Linked DNA regions of Homo sapiens: region 2 is linked to region 1. Evidence: chromatin loops called from intact Hi-C (ENCODE). Cell type or tissue: endothelial cell of umbilical vein. All regions are shown on one strand. Links, peaks and the distances in the headings refer to the core of each region. The heading gives the core; the rest is flanking DNA.

The links. Peaks named below come from ENCODE experiments on the same cell type or tissue, not always from the same donor. Only the 100,000 strongest peaks of a DNase experiment are listed, where the experiment ranks them.
Region 2: a loop joins it to region 1, with 13 times the contacts of the local background. A loop is called at or near these places in 10 of 110 quality-filtered maps.

The regions. Positions count from the first base shown.
Region 1 is chr7:142,624,436-142,640,794 of GRCh38, forward strand. It overlaps TRB, TRBV20-1 and the pseudogene TRBV21-1. Among named protein-coding and RNA genes, the nearest start is that of PRSS1, 120 kb to the right of the region's middle. RefSeq lists an enhancer at 8,118-8,412. In endothelial cell of umbilical vein, for the core only: a CTCF peak has its summit at 8,254 (motif pointing right); a DNase peak (open chromatin) is centred at 8,286; H3K27me3 peaks cover 140 bases.
Region 2 is chr7:142,862,725-142,870,724 of GRCh38, forward strand. EPHB6 (EPH receptor B6) reads left to right here. Exons shown (of 20, transcript NM_004445.6): 4 at 32-109; 5 at 403-603; 6 at 907-971; 7 at 1,242-2,025; 8 at 2,751-2,906; 9 at 3,236-3,592; 10 at 3,757-3,881; 11 at 4,182-4,344; 12 at 4,884-4,998; 13 at 5,273-5,325; 14 at 5,517-5,636; 15 at 5,768-6,015; 16 at 6,250-6,423; 17 at 7,093-7,242; 2 more. The coding sequence starts at 504. Among named protein-coding and RNA genes, the nearest start is that of EPHB6, 12 kb to the left of the region's middle. RefSeq lists enhancers at 3,702-4,235, 4,510-5,445. In endothelial cell of umbilical vein, for the core only: CTCF peaks have their summits at 3,761 (motif pointing left) and 3,969; no DNase peak of the experiment used is centred there.

The DNA.
Region 1 (16,359 bases), core at 4,605-12,604:
ATTAAGGAACAAAAGAATATATTATAGGAATGAGGCCTGACACAATTTGGGGAGAAGATGGATAAGTGAAAGTTTGAAAAGGGTCAGAAAAAACAACTCTAACCAGCTCTGGTGAAGGTGGATGAACTGGACTTCGCATTAAGTTTTGCATTAAGCTGTTATATCCATACACTATATGGAACCCTGAAGGGGCTGGTGTAGGAATCTATGAAGATGGCTGACTCTATGTGCCAATAGCCCTGTGAGTTCTCAGAAAATTTGGTGGTGGCACTGCAGTCCCTCCTGGTCAGCAGGGCTGGCAGTCGGTATAAAGAGCTGGATGTGAAGCAGGGGAAAGTCAGCATAAATTGGAACTCACCGGCACTTTTGATGCTACTCCTTACTGCCTGGAGCCAGTGATGACTTCAGAACTCAGTAGCAGCTGTTTTACTTTCCCCTTACAAACTTCCTGCATTTCTTACCCCATGATCAACTCTAACCCGGAACCATACTAGGAAAAAAGTTGTCCGAAACATATTCCTTGCTTAGCTAAGTTGACACAGTGATAAAACCCCACAAGAATATCCAGATGCTCCTTGACTTGCAGTGGGGTAATATCCTGATAAATCCAGCACAAATTGAAAACATCATAATTCAACTTACAATATCCAGCTTATCTGTACATAACCCCATCATAAGTCAAGGAGCACACTGAAATGCATATTGCTTTTGCACCATTGTAAAGTTGAAAAGTCATTGAACCATCATGAGACCATCTGTACCTGACAATTAGTGTTTCTCAAAATAAATAGGAAGATTTTCTTCTGATCTGAAGGTCTTCCAGCCACTCCCTCCCAGACATATCATAATATTGGACCAGAGGTCACCCATAGCAAGCTGTCCCTACTTATTCTTTGCAGAAAAAGTACAGTTACAGTATGAAGTGGCCTCATTTTAATGAGGCCCAACATACCCAGGAAATAAAAAATGCAGCCACAGGAGCATACAGATGCCCTTTAATAGATATGTCAATATTAACATAATGCAATAGCTATATTTGTTATAAAACGATTTCACTATTGCACAAACATAATATGATGGGCGAAGTCTTAATCTTATCTTTTCTAGCTACCTATGCCAGAGAAGCAGAACTAAATATTAAATGAAAGCACAATTGAGAGGCTGTTATAAAAATGAAAACATAGGGCTTTCAAAAAAACTTTCCAGCTCCTTGTAATTGCTACATATTTCCAACATCGATCCATTAAAACAAGTATCCCAGCCTGTTCAAATCAAAGAATTTCTTATGCCTCCTAGAAACTATTTTCACTGTCCAGTACTTAGTATGACCTCCATTACAATAGAATAAATTTAATTATTCTCACAACCTCAACAGTGATTAACACGGAAACATACAAGCTAAATTGAGAAATATTATTAGAATGTTTAGAATTAAGTCCCTTTATATATGAGGGAAATTGTCATGAGATACACATGAGGTAACTATCTCATTTAGAAAATGATGAAGTGGCTTCAACATGATTATGAAGAAACATTGGACTTCCAGCCGAGGCACTGGCCTGTGCTTTATCAATATTTATGGTAGTGCCAACCTGTGGGTCTAGTGATTAACAACCATGAGTTGTCTTGGTGTTATTACTTTGAGGATATGAAACAGAAGCAGCAAACAGACTCCAATGCCATTCATTACCTAAACCTACACTCCTTTCCTTATAGGAAACTCACTTAAGTCATTACAATGCTTTATGTCTCAGTGTATCTTTAATAAATTTGGAAGTTGAATTGGGAAGTCTTTAGGCCACTTTAGGCAATGTATGGGTTTTTTGTTTTCTTTTGATATGGGGTCTCACTCTGTCACCCAGGCTGGAGTGCAGTGGCATGATTTCAGCTCATTGCAACCTCCGCCTCCTGGGTTCAAGCAATTCTCTCCCTCAGCCTCCTGAGTAGCTGGGATTACAGGTGTCCACCACCACGCCTGGCTAATTTTTGTGTTTTTAGTAGAGATGGGTTTTCACCATGTTGGCCAGATTGGTCTTGAACTCCTAACCTTGTGATCCACCCGCCTCGGACTCCCAAAGTTCTGGAATTACAGGCGTGAGCCACCTCACCCGACCTGTATGGTTTTTTGACAGGCAGAGATGGACGTAACATCAGTCATGGGCAAAGATTACCACCAGGGGGCAGACTAGGGCATCCTTGGGATTCTGTGATCAGTCATCCCTCCTCGCTGGTGAATGGAGGCAGTGGTCACAACTCTCCCCAGAGAAGGTGGTGTGAGGCCATCACGGAAGATGCTGCTGCTTCTGCTGCTTCTGGGGCCAGGTATAAGCCTCCTTCTACCTGGGAGCTTGGGTGGGCATGTGCGTGTGTTGGCATGGTCAAGTGGTGGCCAGCAGGGTTGCAATGTGGATTGTTTATGCTCATCGAAGGGAGAGGGAGAGGCCCTGCTCTCTAGAGGTGTAAATGGTAAGGTGAAAGCCGCCGGTCAGAGGAGATGGGGGATTATGGCCCTAGGGAGATGACGGGAAGATTGCACAAAACAAACAGGACTCTCCAGGAGCTGGGAGCACAGGGAGGGAGTGAGGCTCAGCTCTGCCTGGCGTCCTGTCTGACTCGGCTCCCACTGGGCTCTCCTCTCTCTCTGGCTTCTGTCTCAGCAGGCTCCGGGCTTGGTGCTGTCGTCTCTCAACATCCGAGCAGGGTTATCTGTAAGAGTGGAACCTCTGTGAAGATCGAGTGCCGTTCCCTGGACTTTCAGGCCACAACTATGTTTTGGTATCGTCAGTTCCCGAAACAGAGTCTCATGCTGATGGCAACTTCCAATGAGGGCTCCAAGGCCACATACGAGCAAGGCGTCGAGAAGGACAAGTTTCTCATCAACCATGCAAGCCTGACCTTGTCCACTCTGACAGTGACCAGTGCCCATCCTGAAGACAGCAGCTTCTACATCTGCAGTGCTAGAGACACAGCGCCAGGAGGGGATCAGACACCGCGGCAAGAACCCCTGCAGCTGCCCTCCGCCCCAGCGGGCCCCCTGAGTGCTGAGAGGGGAAGCGTGGAGAATGGAAAACCACAGCTTTCCTGACTGAGACATCTGGGAGTGTGTGTGCAGGGGGTGGGGCGGGGGGGAGGGGGAGAAAAAGAAAAGAAGCACTGTGAGTGTGGAGTATGGAGGAGGTGTAGTGTTTGAGACCCACGAAATGGCAATAGAGTTGGGCCTAAAGTGGTCGGCGGACATGGAAAGTTCCCTGAAAATTATAAAACCTGGAATTTTGCCCTGACTCTGCCACATTAGTCATGTATTCTTGAATAGATCTACACATAATCCTAGAGGTAGATATGAAGACAGTTGTATAATCACTGTGTATTTCCTATAATAAACTTCAGCGATTGGCTTTCTTGTCATCATGCTGGGCTCTCAAGACAAAGATAACCAAGAGGCAGCCAAGTAGAGAGTTATGCATGAATACGTTACCTTAGGGGAGGATAGCAACAGCATTGAATAGCATTCACTCCAAATTTGTGTTCTGTCCTCCTTAGACCAGGCCACCAAAATAAAATCCTATCACATTTCCTGTAAATGTTGAACGCCATCATGTTCTCCATGGTGTTTCGGTTGATGAATGAACAGAGTAAGACTCGGTACAAAGGGAGGGGAGCACCCTCTATGCCTAGGTACACACCATACGGAATGTATCGCTAGGGAAGGTGCTGGTGAGCTGGCTCCTGGGAAAGGTGTCAAGGGGAAGAGGGGGCAGAGGTACCTAGAAGGAAGACCTCAGACAACATGGCTTGTCTACAGAGTTGGAAAGTTCTGCCAGTAGTTAGAAGACAGTAAGTGGAACAGTGAAAATCCTTTCCTAGGAGAAACCAAACATTTACATTGACCACAAATCTGTATGAACCAACAGAAAATGAGCAAAACATATGACCATACATTTAATAGAATAAACATATATGACTAATAAACATATAGAGATATTTCACTTCATTGATGATCAGGATAATATGAAGCAAGACACAATGATACATAGTTTTATATCCACTTGATTAGCAAAATATAAAAAGTTTAGAAATATAAAATGTTAGCGAGGGTATGGATTCATAGGATTACTTATAAATTACTGATGGGAGCATAAGTACTATCAACCATTTGGAAACAGTTCAGCATTATCTCGTAGTTGAAGATTCCTATATCCCATAACTCAGCAATTCCACTCCTAGGTTTACATCAGGAGAAGCTCTTGCATACACATATCAGAAGACATAAATAAAAAAGTGTTCTTCACAGCACCAAACAGTAGAAAAACATGGCACCAAGCCACATATGCACTGAGAAGAGTGAATGAATAAACTGTGACATATTCATATGAGTCAAAATGAATGAACTATAGTGAAGAGCAAGGTTATAGGTGAATCTTAGCAATATAATAGCAAATGTAAAAACTAAGTCTAATGAGATTATGCAAAGCATAATGTGCTTTTCATAAAGCTAAAAACAAGTCAAGAAAATAATTTTCAGGACTAAAATATATTAGAACAAATTATATTGAAAGGAAAGCAAAGATGAGTTGTATGCTGGAGCCTACTTTATCAGCTCATGGGAGCTGACTGTATACATTTTTCCCAACTCCAGTTTTAGTGACATCATTTTGTTAGCTTGAAATTGGCCATAGTGAGGGTATTTACACTACAGAAATTAGCAAACACAGCAAATTACGGTTTGCTTTATTTTCCTCCAGACTTAGCTGTCAACCCTTTACCCTTTACCAACACACTACTGGCAGGGAATAATAATGACCCAAGTTCAGGATTTTTATAAGGCTGGGGCATGGCAGGAAATAGAATGAGAGAGAACTATATGGCTATACATTGAAATATTATCAAGGTCTATCTTGCATAATGTTGAGGAGGAGAAGTTTTACAAGTTCCTATTATGTTTTTTAAAAATATTCATTGACAAGCAATGCCTGTGTGTTATGAACCACAGGTTAAGATAAATAAAATTGAATGCATATAGCATCAAAAAGAAGAGAAAACAAATAAATGAATAGATTAGAGTTCTTACAAGAAAAGGATCAAGGGCATTTTATAGTCAAAACCAGGAGTGAAATAGCAGTGGCTTAACTGCTACCATCCTCATATAGATATCGGCTGCTGAATTAATCACAGCGGACAACCTACCACCCAACAGACCTGGACCCTTGTCAACCCTTTGCAACACAGAACAGGGGTTTAGACAATAAGGGTGAACGTGAAAGCGTGGAGATGACACCTGGCCCCTGACCAAGGTGGAACTGACTGGAACAAGATGGGAGCCAATTCTGCAGTGAACACGCTGCTGCTTTTCGTCTCCGCTATGACCGTGTGTTGCTGGTGGTTAAATACCCCACCTGGGTTCAGTCACCTCAGACTGTGCCATTGCCACTGATCTCAGGACCCACTTTAGTTGTAGCCTTTTACTCTGTTAGCGTTTTCAGCCTGGAGAACAGAGCTAGTAAAATACTTATAAAATATTCCACTGCTTCACTAACGGCATGGAAAAGACAAGAGCTTTTAAGGCTCTGGCATGAAACAGGGAGACAGTGGTTACATTCCTATTTCACGCAGTCACTATTTCCGTCTACGTTAAGCTGAGGAGTGTAGTGTTTCGGTGACATTTAGCATGGAACGCTGCTGGGTTCAGACCTGACATTCCCAAACCAGCTGACTGTCAAGGACACAGCCTACTGCCTACCTATATTACCTTAGGAAACGAGACAACAGCATTGAACAGCATTCAGTCCATATTTGTGTTCTGTCTTCCTTGGACAAGTACCAACAAAATAAAATCCTATCACATTTCCTGTAAATTTTGAATGACATAAATTTTTGATTAGCAATTCTTTTTGAAGTGTTGAACTTTTTGTTCTGATTTTATATTCTACTCTCTGTGCTTTGTTGTATTTAAAATCAAGTTCACCTTTCAGAGGCAGTGATGGGTGAGGTAAGAGACAGACTCTTACATCCTCCTCCCCAACACACACACACACACACACATACACACACACACACACACACACACGGAGGCACTGTTTTTCCCAGTAATGGAGAAGCCATGGGAAGAATTTCAGAGGTTTCAAGGGAGCTAGGGTCGTCTAATTCCTCTATATCCTTGGATATCCCCATTCTTAATGTCAAAAATAATCTCTCGAACTGGTTTCCCAGAGTCTCAACCCATTTGCTATAGTACATGCACCATCTCAGGTGTCCAAAGATGAATATTTGATAAGCTACTTCTCAACTTCATACCTCTGCTGCTGTTTTTCCATTCTGGAATGTGGAAAGCAGTGTGACTCCTATTAACTGACCAGTAGTCAATTTTAACTACCCATAAATATGTGAGTGTCTTTTATCTGTAATCTCCTATCTGGTGCCATTTTTGAAAACCAGTTAAGACTCTTTTATCCTAAAAAATGAACTATGTCTAATTTCTTGAAAGTAATTATTGATGAAATACTCCCTGGAGAGTCTGAAGCCCCTGATATTGCATATTTAATTGTTATCCTCCTTTTAATAAAAGGTATAGGAAGAAATTTTAAATATTATTCCTAAATACCTTACATCAAGATGAGCTAGAGTTAATTAAGTGGGACGAGGGATAATGAATTCAAGGGCATTTAAGAAAGATTAAAGAACCAGTGCAAAATGTTTTAATCAGGAAAGAAATTAGTGTGTTTAATGACAGGAAAGAAGTCAGCAGAGTGACAGGAGCAGGGGGAGGAGGTGGTTGAGTACAGGGCAAAATTGAAGAAGGCAGGAAGGCACCAGACCACTCAGAACCTTACTGGTCAAGGTAAATGATACAGAATCCAACATAAAGCTTAATAGGAGACACTGAGGTTTTCAACATTTGACTTCTTTAGTAATCAGATTCGTGGCTGTGTGTGTATCTGTGTATTTAATCACCCTGGTCACAAAGTGAAGAAATAATGGACCATGCAGGGAAGGCAAAATGTTACCTCTACCCTCTTGCAGTTTTTCGGCTGGTCCTGAGAATGGAAGATTAACAGGAAGGAAAGCATACACATGTATTTAATACAAGTTTTACATCACATGAAAGCCCCCATAATTAAAGGAAGAACTGAATGTGCAGTTAGAGTTGAACATTCATATATTGAATTGGGCAAAGGGTCATACATTGTGGAAAGGTGAAAAAGTAAAGGGGCTTAGGCTAGGGTTGCTGGTTGAATGGCAAAGTGACTAGGAAGGTGAGGATTAGTTTAACAAGCTTTTTTTGTTACAGATTCCTTGGCCTCAACATCATCCCATTCTATCTTGGATGTTAAGAATATTCTTTTTTCCTGGTATAGATAAGACATCTTTTATATGGGAAGCTTATTCCATTTTTCAAGAAGAAAAGGGGAAGGGTCAGAGTACTCCTCTTATACTTGCTATTGTCTTTAATGCCTCTAGCTCAAAATATTCCTTATGCCAAAGTGGCATATTTTGGGCAGAGGGTTGGGAGGCTTATGCTGCCACCCTCCAGCAGTGTGAACAGAGTTGATGCGGAGGAAAAACTTAGCTCAGGCAAGCAGTAGTTTAGCTCAGATAATGATGATGGTGTTAGAAATATGGGGAAAATGAGACATTTAAAAGGAAGTAAATCAAAGGACTTGGCAATTGATTAGACATGAGCAGCAATATGCAGGGGGTGGTGGGTGGTGATTAAGAGAGACTGCTACACACAGACAAATAAGAAGGACCAAGTGGGAAGAAGATCAAGATTTACTTTGAGATTGGGAGTGCCTTAGGGACAGTAATCTAACCAGGAATATGCAGAGAGCAGTTGGATGTACAAGTCATGGACTCAGAAAATGGATCTGGATAAGAAGCACACCTTTGGGACATTTAGCATCACTGGAAGAATGAAAGTGCCTCCAATCCCTTGATATACAGTTTACAATGAAAAGATCAGAGAGCATAGGATAGCGGTTTAGGGAGCACACCTGCCTTGGGGGACTATAAAAGGTTGAGGGAGGCAAAATGCACTGATAAACCACCATCGGCATTAGACTAATGGCTGAATAATTGTGTAAGTAATTGCTAGTAACAATGCTGTGGAGTATGTGGCAGGTAGCACATCAAGTGCTGCTTTTTTCTTAATTTCGCTCTGATACCTGGAATGCCTTTTTGCTGCCTCGCTGCCGGGCGGGCCACTCCCGACTCAGGCAGGCCGAGGCAGAGCTCCGCGGGCATTGGATGAATTCGCTCCTTTGACCACTAGAGGGTGATGTGGATCTTTCTATAAAATATCTGCCGCTCATCAAGTGGGGACTCACAGCTTCACCGGATATTTCAGATGAGATGTTTAGGTACTGACTGACCAAAAAAATTGCAGATATCCTGGGAGGCCAATTGGTCTTTAAAATGGCAGGATCTAATCTTAACATTTTGTAATAACCCTTAGCGTTTACCCATATCTGGCACCTGTAGTTGTGTGATTTCTACACAGTTGATAAATATATAAATGAATAATACCGTGATTTCTATTCAACATTGTGCTGAATTTGCAACCAGTGAAACAAGGGGAAAAAGTTGAAAATGAGAAAGGAAAGAAAAATAAGTATTGGCGCACGACAAGTTTATTTATAGAGATTCAAAAGGGTCTAAAGAAGCAATGCATTATCAATAACAAAATGTAGTAAGTTTACTGAATTTAACATAAATATAAAACATTATTTTATTTTCACATACTACAAGCAGTTATGTTTTTTAACGAGAGACAATTTACAAATAATGATATAAAATAGAAAATAAACACCTAAGAACAAATCTATTAGATTAGCAAGACTATCATGCAGAAAACTATTAAAATTTTAGGGGAATCAGGGCCGCGCTCAGTGGCTCACGCTTGTAATCTCAGCACTTTGGGAGGCCGAGGCGGGCAGATCATGAGGTCAGGAGTTCAAGACCAGCCTGGCCAATAGGGTGAAACCCATCTCTACTAAACGTACAAAAAAATTAGCCAGGCATGGTGGTGCACGCCTGTAGTCCCAGCTAGTCCGGAAGCTGAGGCAGGAGAATGGCTTGAACCCAGAAGGCGGAGCTTGCAGTGAACCGAGATCATGCCACTGCACTCCAGCCTGGGCGACAGAGCTAGCCTCTGTCTCTAAATAAATACATTTAAGGGAATTATTTTAAAAGTTTGAAATAAGCCGGGCGCGGTGGCTCACACCTGTAATCCCAGCACTTTGGGAGGCCGAGGTGGCTGGATCACCTGAGGTCAGGAGTTCAAGACCAGCCTGGCCAACATGGTGAAACCCTGTCTCTGCTAAAAACACAAAAAATTAGCTGGACATGGTGGTGGGTGCCTGTAATCCCAGCTACTCAGAAGCCTAAGGCAGGAGAATTGCTGGAACCCGGGAGGCGGAGGTTGCAGTGAGCTGAGATTGCACCATTGCACTCCAGGCGGCTGGGCGACAGAAAGAAACTCCGTCTCAAAAAAAAAAAGTTTGAAATAAGTAAAGATATACAACATGATCATGAAAAAGTGAATCCAATAGTAAGGTTGTTTCAATTTCTGCAGTATTATCTATATATTCAATACCACAGTAATCAAACTACAAAAGATTTACTTTATGAAATTTGTCAAATAATCTACAACTAAGTGAAAAAGAACAAAAATAAGCAATATTTAAGAAGTACAAAAAGTGATGTGAATTGCTCTACCAATTATCAAATTATGTTATCATTTAGGATAATGAAAGAAGCGTGATTAAATAGGCAAATGGAAAACAGAAAATGAAAAATAGGCCCATGAATATACAGGAATTTCATATATAATAGAGGTGTTATTGAAGATATACGGAGGAATGATGTAATATACAAGTTATTCTGGAACAGGTGGTTATCCATACAAGGAAAGATGAATTTAAACCTTACTTCACAATATATGTCAAAATAAATCACAAGTGAATTAAATGCTTAAATGCAAAATTCAAAATGTTAGGAGTTTTGGTAAATAATAAGGATTATATCTTCATGAACTTGGGCTATGGAAGATTTTTTTTAACAAAGAATTAAAAAACATGTTTACCCCAAATAAAAGAATAATGCATTCTACTAAAGAAACCCAACAAAAAGTAGCACAAACAGAATAAAGACATACACCACAAATTGGAAAGATATTAGCAACACACATAGCTGACAAAGGTTGGGTATCCAGAGTCTAGAAAAAACTGTTACAAATAAATAATAGCTAATCAACCAAAAAGAAATATGGACAAAGGGCAGTTTACAGGCAACACTGGTGGCCTATAATATATCAAATATATTCAACCTCCTTAGCAACCAGAAAGAAGCAAACAAAAACTATATTGCACCATGAGATAATATTAACATACTAGACTGGCAAAATTAAAGGTATATTAAATAGCAAGTGTAGTCCTAGATGTGGAACATCTGAACACACTCATGAGCTGTTGGTGGGATCACTTATTTGGCTTAATCACTTTGGAAAGCATTTTGTTATGTTATGTAAAGTTGACATGTTGACTTGAAAACTCAGTCTTTACATTGCCAGGTATGGCAACAATCTTGCACCTAGAAAAGCAGAGACATGTTCGAGAATACAATACTGTTTGTAGCAGCACAAACACCCAGGGAAAAATTAGTGTGCATTAATTCAAGAATGAATAAATTCTAGCCAATGAATATAATGTAATACTAGATGGCAGCGAAAGTAAATTGTCTAGATTGTGTGTCAACGTATTATCACAGACCTAATGTTGAATGAAAAAATAACATTGTAGAAAATATATAAACTAGCTGATTCCTCTTAGATACATTTCAAAGACACACAAAATTAAATACTACATAATTTACAGATTCTTGTGTAAATGCTAAAGACTATAATGCCAAGCTAGTGAATGACAAATTTAAACTTCAGATTACACCTACCTGGGCATGACGGAGAAACAATGAGGAAATCTAAAAGAGTAACATGGACTGAGAAATTTTCAGCAATAATCTAACTCTTAAGCTGATTGGTTCAGGCAAAGGTATTCATTTTATTGCTTCTATATATGCATTGCATATTTGTCATAAATATTGTTCTGTATAGTTCAACATTTCATTATTTAATGTAGCCGGGCACAGTGGCTCATGCCTGTAATCCCAACAGTTTGGGAGGCTGAGGTGGGCAGATCACTTGAGGTCAGGAATTAAAGACCAGCCAGTGACATGGTGAAAGCCTGTCTCTACTAAAAATACAAAAATTAGCCAGGTGCGGTGGTGGGGGCCTGTAATCCCAGCTACTCAGGAGGCTGAGGCAGGAGACTGCTTGAACCCGGGAGACAAAGGCTGCAGTGGGCTGAGATCATGCCACTGCACTCCAGCCTGGGAGACAGAGCAAGATCCGTCTCAAAAATAAATAAATAAATAAATAAATAAATAAATAAATAAATAAATAAATACTTACTTAATGTAAAGCAGCTGCTATGTGATTTTATAAGTGTGTCAAAAGCTACTATTTGTAAAGACCGAGTTGTATGATTCCTTACCTGAGATGGAAGGGAGGGGAAGAAGCAAACTGACAAGTTAAAAAAGTAAATAGAGTGTAAATTAGTTCAACCATTGTGGAAGACAGTGTGGAGATTTCTCAAGGATCTAGAACCAGAAATACCATTTGACCCAGCAATCCCATTACTGGGTATATACCCAAAGGATTATAAATCATTCTACTATAAAGAGACATGCACATACATGTTTATTGCACCACTGTTCACAATAGCAAAGACTTGGAACCAACCAAAATGCCCATCAATGATAGACTGGATAAAGAAAATGTGACACATATATTCCGTGGAATATTATGCAGCCATAAAAAAGGATGAGTTCATGTCCTTTGCAGGGACATAGATGAAGTTGGAAACCATCATTCTCAGCAATCTATCACAAGAACAGAAAACCAAACACCGCATGTTCTCCCTCATAAGTGGGAGCTGAACAATGAGAACACATGGACACAGGGAGGGGAACATCACACATGGGGCCTGTCGGGGGATGGAGGGCTAGGGGAGGGATAGCATTAGGAGAAATACCTAATGTAGATGATGGGTTGATAGGTGCAGCAAACCACCATGGCATGTGTATACTTATGTAACAAAAGTGCACATTCTGCACATGTACCCCAGAACTTAAAGTATAATAATTTTTTAAGTAAATAAATGTATGAGTGATTTTACTTAAAAAAAATAGCAAAACAGTGAGTAACAGAAAAAAAAAAAACTAAAAGCAGGCTGAAACTTACACTATTTTTAACAGCTAAAACAAAGTCTGCCCTCCTACATTCTTTGAAATTGAAATGACTCTGTCCCATGTACAGAGCATCTACAAAGGCTATGGAAAGTGATCACGTCACAAGGAGGTTGCTGACGGGGGCTAGGAGAGTGGGTGAAGAAGCCTTACAGAAAAAGCTACCACTACGATTTCTTTCTGAGCCAACCATGTGCCTCAGACTTCTCTGCTGTGTGGCCATTTCTTTCTGGGGAGCCAGGTAAGGCCCTGTTCTGAACTGGTTGAATTTCAGTTCCAAGACTCTCTCCGGTGGCTGCAGTATCAAGCTCCCTCCTGCGCTTTTTCTACAGCTGCTCTCTCCTTCCTCCACAGGCTCCACGGACACCAAGGTCACCCAGAGACCTAGACTTCTGGCCAAAGCAAGTGAACAGAAAGCAAAGATGGATTGTGTTCCTATAAAAGCACATAGTTATGTTTACTGGTATCGTAAGAAGCTGGAAGAAGAGCTCAAGTTTTTGGTTTACTTTCAGAACGAAGAACTTATTCAGAAAGCAGAAATAATCAATGAGCGATTTTTAGCCCAATGCTCCAAAAACTCATCCTGTACCTTGGAGATCCAGTCCACGGAGTCAGGGGACACAGCACTGTATTTCTGTGCCAGCAGCAAAGCCACAGTGCCGAATGTTAGCCCTTCTTAGAACACAAACTCATTATGGACCCAGCTCAGGAAATAAGTGTGTAGCAGGTTGGTAGGCACTACGTAACAGAAACCCAACTTGAAAGACAATAAATCAGAAGGAAAAACTTGTAAATAACAGCTCTAAGTGAGCAAAAAACAAAGGGGGGTTATTTAAAACAACTGATGGGGACAAAACCCCAGGGAAGGGGCCAGAAGGCATAAAAAGCTTGGATTCCTCAGTGTTCAGCATATTAGGTAAGATATGCTAGGTTACCCTCTCTCTCTCTCTACATGAGCTTTATGGATTTCTAACAATCTTTATTTAAAGAAGGGGATTCTGTGCTTTTCACTTGGTAAAGTTGTGGGTGCACAAATAAGAATGACAAGCGGATCAACTGTGTCTTTCAGGTAGACCCTGATCTTCTGACCCAGCACATTTCCTTGAACTAGAGACAGACTCTAAAGGGCTTTTTGACTGCTTCTCACAGCTCTCCCTGCCATAGAAGCCTAGTGGGAACCATTAGCAATTCCTGCCCTATGGAATGTTACAATCACAAATTTTTATTTTTATTTATTTATTTATATTTATTTTAATTTTTTTTTGAGACGGAGTCTCGCTCTGTCATCCAGGCTGGAGTGCAGTGGCGTGATCTCGGCTCACTACAAGTTCCGCCTCCTGGGTTCACGCCATTCTCCTGCCTCAGCCTCCCGAGTAGCTGGGACTACAGGCGCCCGCCACCACGCCCAGCTAATTTTTTGTATTTCTTTTAGTGGAGACGGTGTTTCACCGTGTTAGCCAGGATGGTCTCGATCTCCTGACCTCGTAATCCGCCTGCCTCGGCCTCCCAGAGTGCTGGGATTACAGGCATGAGCCACCACGCCTGGCCAACAATTACGAACATTTTTAAAGCAACTCTATTGAGACATAAGATATATATGGAATATGTATGCAATAAACAAATCCAACTGCTGCAATAAAACACACCCGCATTTTAAGTGTACACTTCAACAAATTTTAACACATTTTTATACCCATGATGTAACCATGATGACAATCAAGATACAAAACATTTTCATCGTCTCAGAAAGTCCCTCACATCTCTTTATTGAGGTCTTGTTAATTTCTCTCAGCATCGCTTTGTATTTTTTATTATACAGATCTTATATATATTTTCCTAAATTTTATTTTAACAAGATTATAAATGTACTCAATAAAAATATTTTCTGCCAAGATTTCACGTCAGCCTAATTCAATTTCGTCTTTACATTTTTCAATTGACATCTCTACCTCAGTATGTTACATAAAAATACCTTCTCCAGAAATTGCATATGGTTTGGAGCAACCATATGTGAGCTCACAGCGTCAGCCTCATTCACCATGTGAACCAATCAAGTGTCAGTGCTGCTCTGTTTCCAGGTAAAATATACTTATTTACATGTATTGGAAAAGCTGTGAAATTTCTGCAAGGTGTACTTTAAGAAGAGATACATTTTGTTAATGAAAACATACCTATGCGTTAAGATTAATTAAAGGGAATATTTTGCAGTTAAGCACATGATTTGGAATGAGGGGTTGCAGCCCTGCTGGTCGAGCCTCTGAATTCCATTCTTGTTTCTCCCATAGGCCACCTTCATCAGGTCTATAGTTCTACAACACAGAGTGTCAGTAGTAGGGAACGTTGTTCATGTGAGTGCAGGGAATACTTGGGATTCTGTAGTTTCTGCTCAACTTTGCTGTGGACTTAAAATTGCTCCAAAAATACAATTCACTAATTTAAAAATGGATCCAAGTATTCAGATGGAGAATTACCATATTGGAGGCACGAAATGGGAACATACTGTTGAATCTGTTGCAATATAGGAAGAGTGTTTAATGACATAAACTTTTTCATTATTTACTCCTTTATCTAGGAAATAGGACACTATTTAACACTGACTACAATGAGGATCTTAAATACAGTAGAACTGTCTAAATTCCATCAATAAGAATAGTGCATATATTACCAATATTGGGATCTGAGGTGTCTCAGAATTAGTAACACATAGTACTGTAGAGATTATTTTAAAACATAGTGTGGAGATAATTTTGTGATTCCATTTTAGGAATACTATTTCTGATTACATGGTTTCTTAGCATAAAGCCTTACTCTTTCATGCAAGAGAGTATATACTATCATACTATGTCCCTGTAGTTTTCTATTCCAATAATGCTCCTCAGGAATAAAATATACATGATAATCATGATGATGATATGGATAATGATGAATATAATTGATAATGCAGACAGTATGTAGAAAGATAGATGATAGAATTTGTACCATGTTTCCAGGACTAGAACACAATCATGGTAAGTATAATATAATACCTGTTATAATTGAAGTCTGTAAACAGTCTAAAGAAGTAGTTTAAATTGTTTCCCTTGACACCTTGACAAATCTGCAAACTACACATATAGGCTAAGTACTTCCGAGGCTATATGAACGTTCTAAAAAACATTTCCTGTCTGTGGATTCCAGCATAATGCATATTCTCTTCTAAGGCAGAAGTTTTTAACCTGGGATCCGTGGACCTCCAAGGAGTGCAGAGATAAAATTCAGGGAATCAATAAATTTGAATGGGAAAATAGATCTTTATTTTAACTAACCTCCAACTGAAATATACCTTTCCTTCTATGATATAATGAGTAAACCATAGTAGTTTTAGTAATATCAGTGACAAAGTCAATGACAGAAATCACAGACATTTGCTTATATGTTGCATAGATGACAGTTGATATAAAAGTCAGATATTTTCATACCACGTTAAATGCAGTAAATATACTTTCATCACTATGTTGAAATCATGACAGTTTTCAGATTCAGCAGGTTATATTTCATTTAATGAAATTTAAAGGTGTTCCTATATTAATATATGAGAATTTAAAAAAATTGATATCTGCATTTCAAAATAATTTTCTATATTCTAGTTTATGCATTTAAAATGTTATTCTGAGATGGGGTCCTTAGGATTTACCAGTCTGACAAAGAGGTCCCTGGTACAATGTGAAGAACTCCTGGACACAGAATTAGATCCTCAACGCAGGCATGATTGACAACCTGAAGCCTAGACCTACGCATTGGAAACAACTATGTTGCAAGCATTCTTTCTCAGAGTTTCACCCACACTGCCGCACCTCTTAATGCTTCTCACTCTAAATAATTACTTTATATTCTCTTTCTGTCTCTCTCCTGCTCTTTCTTTTCTCTCTCTCTCTCTCTCTCTGCCTTGTTTTTCTTCTAGGAGGGAACAGCAACAGCTTCTAAACCCCACCAGCTTGCAACCAAAAGTTTCATCATGAAAGCATCTTTTAATTGCAGATAACCTCAGAAATAGAACAACATTTGTCTACCAAAACAAAAGCA
Region 2 (8,000 bases), core at 1-8,000, 230 kb after region 1:
TTTAATGAAAATCTTCTAACTTCCAATACAGGGTGGCTGTTGGAGGAAGGGAGGAGAGTAAATGAAGAGAAAGAACTGGAATAACCCCTTGCAGAAAAAAAAAAAAAGGGTAAGATTGACCCAGAAACACCCTCTGCCCCACTTCTAGGAAGGAGAGCTGTGAGAAATGAACACAGAGACAGGGTCACACAGGGAGTAGGCACGAACACTCCAAGATGGTCAAATGTGCACCGGCTCAGGAGAGGCAGTATGCAACCTGGCTTCTGTCCCATGGTGGGTGCTGGGGCGATTGGAGAGCTGTAGGAGGAGACACAGACACGGGGTCAGCTTTTGGAGCTTGGGCTGTATATGAAGAAACACTTTCTTCCCACCTGCCTCTTCTGGTCTTGTGTGTCTCCTCAGGAAGCAAGCTTAGCTGTACACCCTGAGTCTTGCAAAAGCTGCAGCCCCACCCAGGAGCAGGGTGGTGGCTGGGGCGATGGTGGACGCCCTGAAGATGTCCCATGGCTACTGAAGGGGCTGCCCAGTTAGGGAACAGAGTGGCGGGCATGGTGTGTAGCCTATGGGTGCTGCTCCTGGTGTCTTCAGTTCTGGCTCTGGAAGGTAAGAGGGAGGGGAGACAGGAGAACCCAGACCTGCCATAGAGACCCAGTGAAAGGGGGAAGTGGGAAAGATTTAGAAAAGGTAGATAAGAGTGAAGACATCAATAAAGGGAAAGGCATGGTGAGGATAATGAAGACCCACATCAGATTTGTCAGAGAAAGGACCCTGATGGACAGCTGTGCTCCTGCTGGCAAAGACATGGGCCCGGGTGGGGCATTCTTTTGTTCGCGGTGGGAATAGAGTAGGGGCTGGCAGTGCTGGCTGGAGGCTTGGCCACTGTGTGCCCCTCTTATTTCTGGGCAGAGGTATTGCTGGACACCACCGGAGAGACATCTGAGATTGGCTGGCTCACCTACCCACCAGGGGGGGTGAGTGCCACTCTAATTCTGAACCTGAATCCCTTGGCCCTGCCCCTCCCTGTTCCCTGGAGAGTGGAATTCATGAAGGAAACCCTGGGTGAGGATTATGGGAAAAGGATCCCTCCCTCTAGAGCACCAAGATTTCAAGGTATCCTCTATCTGCTTTGCTTGTCATTAATTTTAAGTCTCAGTGGAAGAGATATGTCCCCTTCCCTATAACCTCTACCTCGCCGTGCTTAAGCCCGGAGCCCCTAAAGCTTCTCCTGGCCCTTCCTGCAGTGGGACGAGGTGAGTGTTCTGGACGACCAGCGACGCCTGACTCGGACCTTTGAGGCATGTCATGTGGCAGGGGCCCCTCCAGGCACCGGGCAGGACAATTGGTTGCAGACACACTTTGTGGAGCGGCGCGGGGCCCAGAGGGCGCACATTCGACTCCACTTCTCTGTGCGGGCATGCTCCAGCCTGGGTGTGAGCGGCGGCACCTGCCGGGAGACCTTCACCCTTTACTACCGTCAGGCTGAGGAGCCCGACAGCCCTGACAGCGTTTCCTCCTGGCACCTCAAACGCTGGACCAAGGTGGACACAATTGCAGCAGACGAGAGCTTTCCCTCCTCCTCCTCCTCCTCCTCCTCCTCTTCTTCCTCTGCAGCGTGGGCTGTGGGACCCCACGGGGCTGGGCAGCGGGCTGGACTGCAACTGAACGTCAAAGAGCGGAGCTTTGGGCCTCTCACCCAACGCGGCTTCTACGTGGCCTTCCAGGACACGGGGGCCTGCCTGGCCCTGGTCGCTGTCAGGCTCTTCTCCTACACCTGCCCTGCCGTGCTCCGATCCTTTGCTTCCTTTCCAGAGACGCAGGCCAGTGGGGCTGGGGGGGCCTCCCTGGTGGCAGCTGTGGGCACCTGTGTGGCTCATGCAGAGCCAGAGGAGGATGGAGTAGGGGGCCAGGCAGGAGGCAGCCCCCCCAGGCTGCACTGCAACGGGGAGGGCAAGTGGATGGTAGCTGTCGGGGGCTGCCGCTGCCAGCCTGGATACCAACCAGCACGAGGAGACAAGGCCTGCCAAGGTGAGAGCCCACTCGTCTTGCACTTGCCCGACACCTCCCACCCACCCCCAGCCTTTGGGCTCCTCTCTGAACACCCCAAAATTCATTTTATCTGCAAAAGGTCAGGAATAAGCCATCTTAGGAAAGGACCCTGATTTTCCCTAATTTTATTTCTTAAAGCACTCAAACTTACTATCACCCACTCATCTGAAATTTCTGGAATCTTCTGGAGCCTTTCACAGCAATTGCCTTCTCCTAAGTCTTCAGGCCTGAGAAGCGATGGAGACCAAAAGGAGTTTAGCTCCAGCTCCAGGGTTACTATGGAATAGAGTCCTTTGGTTCCCATTCGCCCTTCTGTTGGGAGGGTCCCTGCCTCGCTGGGCCAGGTGACAGGGACGCAGGTAGAGGAAGGCAGTGGATGGCAGCTAGGGAGAATGACTGCAGCAGCAGGCCTCCGCAGAGGGAGCTTATGCAATAAGCTGGGAACACCCACATCTGGCACTGGGCCTGTCTGTAACCCCCACTGCACCTCACTTTCTCCATCCATGGAAATGCAATTCTGTCCCAGCAATTGGCAGAAGAAATCTCTGCCTGAGGGAAGAGAGGGTGGGGTTCAGTCTTGGAAGAAAAGGAGAACCAGCTCTGGGGAAGAGAAGGCTGCGAGGATACCTGCCTGCTGTGTGTTGGGAGCTCAGGGTGGGTGGACAGAGCGAGTGTGACGCCCCCACTCTCCTCTGCCTCCTCAGCCTGCCCACGGGGGCTCTATAAGGCTTCTGCTGGGAATGCTCCCTGCTCACCATGCCCTGCCCGCAGTCACGCTCCCAACCCAGCAGCCCCCGTTTGCCCCTGCCTGGAGGGCTTCTACCGGGCCAGTTCCGACCCACCAGAGGCCCCCTGCACTGGTGAGTTCCTCACCCAGCCCTGCAATGGGAAAGAGACTTGGAGAGGGGCCAGAAGTGGGGGTAGCAGGCAACACTGGGGGCTCTTTGCATTTGGAGTGACTTGTTTTTCCCCTATTTTCTTGGCTTCCTCCCCTCCCTGTCCCCACCCCCTTCTCTCCCTGACCCATCCTTCCCTGGGCCCACATCCTGCCTCTCTGGGCTACCCCCACCCCACGCTCTTCTGTCTCCTTCCCTCTCGGCCACCCACCCTCCCCTGGCTCCTTCCTTCCTCAATCACCCCCACTGCTGCCCTCTTGGCCCTTGGACTGCCATATCCTCCGGCCCCCCAGGTCCTCCATCGGCTCCCCAGGAGCTTTGGTTTGAGGTGCAAGGCTCAGCACTCATGCTACACTGGCGCCTGCCTCGGGAGCTGGGGGGTCGAGGGGACCTGCTCTTCAATGTCGTGTGCAAGGAGTGTGAAGGCCGCCAGGAACCTGCCAGCGGTGGTGGGGGCACTTGTCACCGCTGCAGGGATGAGGTCCACTTCGACCCTCGCCAGAGAGGCCTGACTGAGAGCCGAGTGTTAGTGGGGGGACTCCGGGCACACGTACCCTACATCTTAGAGGTGCAGGCTGTTAATGGGGTGTCTGAGCTCAGCCCTGACCCTCCTCAGGCTGCAGCCATCAATGTCAGCACCAGCCATGAAGGTGAGCTCTTTTCCTTGGCCTTCAGGATCCCCTGCCTCCGCTCCTTTGAGCCCCCTTCCCTACTCCTGATCTCCAGCCTGGTCCACCCCTGCCGCCCTCCCCTCAAGGCTGATCCTGCTCCCAGGGACTCCTATCCCCATAATAATTTTCCTTTTGCACTCTAGTGCCCTCTGCTGTCCCTGTGGTGCACCAGGTGAGCCGGGCATCCAACAGCATCACGGTGTCCTGGCCGCAGCCCGACCAGACCAATGGGAACATCCTGGACTATCAGCTCCGCTACTATGACCAGGTGCGCAGGAGGAGTGGGGGTTCCGCAGTAGGGCTGGTAGGAGCTCATAGGCCTCACAGTGGGGCCCAGAGGTGACCAGGTGCACAGGAGGAATGAGGGGTCCGCAACAGGGCTGGCAGGAGCTCACAGTCCCCACAGTAGGGGCCAGAGGCTGAATGGGCAAGGAGAGGTGCCCAGAAGTGTGCAGCACTGGGCATGTGTCTGAGAGCCCTGTCAACCAGGGAGGGTGGCTGGGGGCCTTAGGGGCAGAAGCAGGGGCAAGAGGGGGCCAGGCAGGGAGTGAGTGGCTGTTACCCCCAGGCAGAAGACGAATCCCACTCCTTCACCCTGACCAGCGAGACCAACACTGCCACCGTGACACAGCTGAGCCCTGGCCACATCTATGGTTTCCAGGTGCGGGCCCGGACTGCTGCCGGCCACGGCCCCTACGGGGGCAAAGTCTATTTCCAGACACTTCCTCAAGGTGAGCGGGGGTCAAGGGCCAGATGGGCAGGTGAAGGCCCAAGTGGGTAGTGAGGAGAGGCCCAGGGACTGTCCGGCCTTGAACCCTGGCCCCGTGCTTCCCAACCAGAAGTTCTGTGGGAAAGGAGAGTGCCTTTTGCTCAGCAGCTGACCTAGGGGCTACTCGGGGAGGTGGGGAATTGTAGGGGTATGTATGCATGTTGAGTGTGGATATAGGAGGGCTGTGGGGATGTGTGTGTGTGTTGTGTGTCCCTGGGTGTGGATGTGGGAGGGCTGTGGGCGTGTGTGTGTGTTGTGTGTCCCTGTGTGTGGATGTGGAGGGCTGTGGGGATGTGTGTGTGTGTTGTGTGTCCCTGTGTGTGGATGTGGGAGGGCTGTGGGCGTGTGTGTGTGTTGTGTGTCCCTGTGCATGGATGTGGGAGGTTTGGGGCATGCGCGTGCATGTTGTGTGTGCCTGTGGTGTGTGTGGGTGCCTGGGCACATGAACAAGCACCTGTGAGAGACCTGGCCCACCTGTGACCCTGTCGGCTGGTCCCCCAGGGGAGCTGTCTTCCCAGCTTCCAGAAAGACTCTCCTTGGTGATCGGCTCCATCCTGGGGGCTTTGGCCTTCCTCCTGCTGGCAGCCATCACCGTGCTGGCGGTCGTCTTCCAGCGGTGAGTCCCCACCCCTGCCCAACTCTGCCCAGCACCATTAACTCCACAGCCAAACCTCAAGTCCTGCCAAGTCTGGAGCCCCCTGCAGAAACCTCACACTGGTGCTCCTCCCGTCAGCCAGCCCCTGCCCTGGGCCCCACGTGGAGATGGGCAGGAGGGCCAGGCTGTCGTCCCCCCTCCACAGACCGACTAAAGAGCAGTCTGGAGGGTGACAAGGGGGCAGCAAGGGGGTGGAAATGGGAGCGTCATCCCCAGTCACCGTTTTGTTCCTCAGGAAGCGGCGTGGGACTGGCTACACAGAGCAGCTGCAGCAATACAGCAGCCCAGGTGGGGATGAGGAGAGGAAATGGGTGGGGCTGGGGAACACATGGGTGGGGCACATGGCAGGCAAGGCTGGATCCCCCCAAGATTGGGGGAGCTCCTTGGCACAACCTTCTGGAGGTAAGTGGGCATGTCTGGGGTGCGCGGGCAGCCCTGCCTTTCACAACACGCTCATAACATACTCCACACCCCTCCAGGACTCGGGGTGAAGTATTACATCGACCCCTCCACCTACGAGGACCCCTGTCAGGCCATCCGAGAACTTGCCCGGGAAGTCGATCCTGCTTATATCAAGATTGAGGAGGTCATTGGGACAGGTACAGCAGGGCCAAAGCAGGGATCAGAGCGACGGGGCTCCCTTGTGGCCTCCGCTGGCCAGAGTCCCATCCAAACACAGCAGGACGCTGTGAGCCTTGATCCCCACCCCAACCTACACCTATTTTCCCAGGCTCTTTTGGAGAAGTGCGCCAGGGCCGCCTGCAGCCACGGGGACGGAGGGAGCAGACTGTGGCCATCCAGGCCCTGTGGGCCGGGGGCGCCGAAAGCCTGCAGATGACCTTCCTGGGCCGGGCCGCAGTGCTGGGTCAGTTCCAGCACCCCAACATCCTGCGGCTGGAGGGCGTGGTCACCAAGAGCCGACCCCTCATGGTGCTGACGGAGTTCATGGAGCTTGGCCCCCTGGACAGCTTCCTCAGGGTCAGTCCAGCCTGGGTGAAGGAGGAGGGTCCTTGGGTCCAGGAAAGCTTCCAGGAGACGAGGTCCTGTATCTTTGCTTCTTACCACCCCACCTTCCATGGTCTCCGTCCTTCCTTCCCAGCCATTTTCTGATTCGACACCCTCCCGCTCTCATGCTGTTGTCTGCTATGCAGTATGTTGAGGTCTCCCCCTGTCTCCGATCACTGACCTCTGCCCCCTGCCCCTTCCCCTCAGCAGCGGGAGGGCCAGTTCAGCAGCCTGCAGCTGGTGGCCATGCAGCGGGGAGTGGCTGCTGCCATGCAGTACCTGTCCAGCTTTGCCTTCGTCCATCGCTCGCTGTCTGCCCACAGCGTGCTGGTGAATAGCCACTTGGTGTGCAAGGTGGCCCGTCTTGGCCACAGTCCTCAGGTGAGAGCACAGCCTTGGGGACACAGCCTGGGGCCTTGTGGCATGCCCCAGCAGGTGCTGGGGTCGGGGGTGAGCTGGAATCTGGGGTAGGTACCTCAGCCGGGGTGTCATAGTCCCTGAAAGGAGGGAGGCTCTCCTGTGTGATGGGGAGATGAAAGCCTAGGCGACGGGGTTTGAGGGATTTCAGGGACCGAGACAAAGGGGATGAGGGAGGGGAGGAGACCTGCAACAATCTAGAACTACCTCCTGCCCTTCCCCCATTGTGGAGATTACACAGACTCCAGAGTCAGCACAGCTGGGTACAAATTCTTAACACTCTGCTCTCCAGCTCTGTGACCTTGGACAAGTTCACTTTCTCTAAGCTTCACCTTCTGCTTCTGTGAAATGGAGATAATATCATCCACCTTGGAGGGTTGTTATGAGGATTAAATGAGATGCTTGATGTAAAACCCTTAACATATCTGAGCACATAGTAGTTGCTCCATAAACGTGACTATTGCTTCTGCTTCTGTGAAATGGAGATGATATCATCCACCTTAGAGGGTTGTTATGAGGATTAAATGAGATGCTTGATGTAAAACCCTTGGCATATCTGAGCACATAGTAGTTGCTCAATAAACGTGACTATTACTATGATTATTACTATTTGCTTTTGACTTTACCCCTCAGGGCCCAAGTTGTTTGCTTCGCTGGGCAGCCCCAGAGGTCATTGCACATGGAAAGCATACAACATCCAGTGATGTCTGGAGCTTTGGGATACTCATGTGGGAAGTGATGAGTTATGGAGAACGGCCTTACTGGGACATGAGTGAGCAGGAGGTGAGCACTGACCTAGACACTGCTGATTTCCCACCCCGATCCCTCCCAGGTTGGAACATTCTAGGACCTCCATTCTCTACTCCGTTTGTATTCTAAGATCTCATGGCTGTTGGATTGCCATATCTTTGAGTTCCTTCTCCACTCCAACCTCATGCTCCACCAGATTCCAGCCCACCCTCTTACCCAACAAAGTACTCCCCTCTACTAACAAAACTTCCCATCGTCATAGTCTTCCTCTGACCCCCAGGTACTAAATGCAATAGAGCAGGAGTTCCGGCTGCCCCCGCCTCCAGGCTGTCCTCCTGGATTACATCTACTTATGTTGGACACTTGGCAGAAGGACCGTGCCCGGCGGCCTCATTTTGACCAGCTGGTGGCTGCATTTGACAAGATGATCCGCAAGCCAGATACCCTGCAGGCTGGCGGGGACCCAGGGGAAAGGTCTGGAGCTTGGGGCTAGAGCCTGGGAAAGCCAGGGAGGGTAGATGCAAACCTAAAGAAAACTGAGGAGAGGGGCTAAGATGAAGAGGAGACCTTGACCCTGCTTGCCCCTCCCCTCTTAGGCCTTCCCAGGCCCTTCTGACCCCTGTGGCCCTGGACTTTCCTTGTCTGGACTCACCCCAGGCCTGGCTTTCAGCCATTGGACTGGAGTGCTACCAGGACAACTTCTCCAAGTTTGGCCTCTGTACCTTCAGTGATGTGGCTCAGCTCAGCCTAGAGTAAGCAGGGAGTGGTGGGGTGGGGGCGAATGCTCCAGG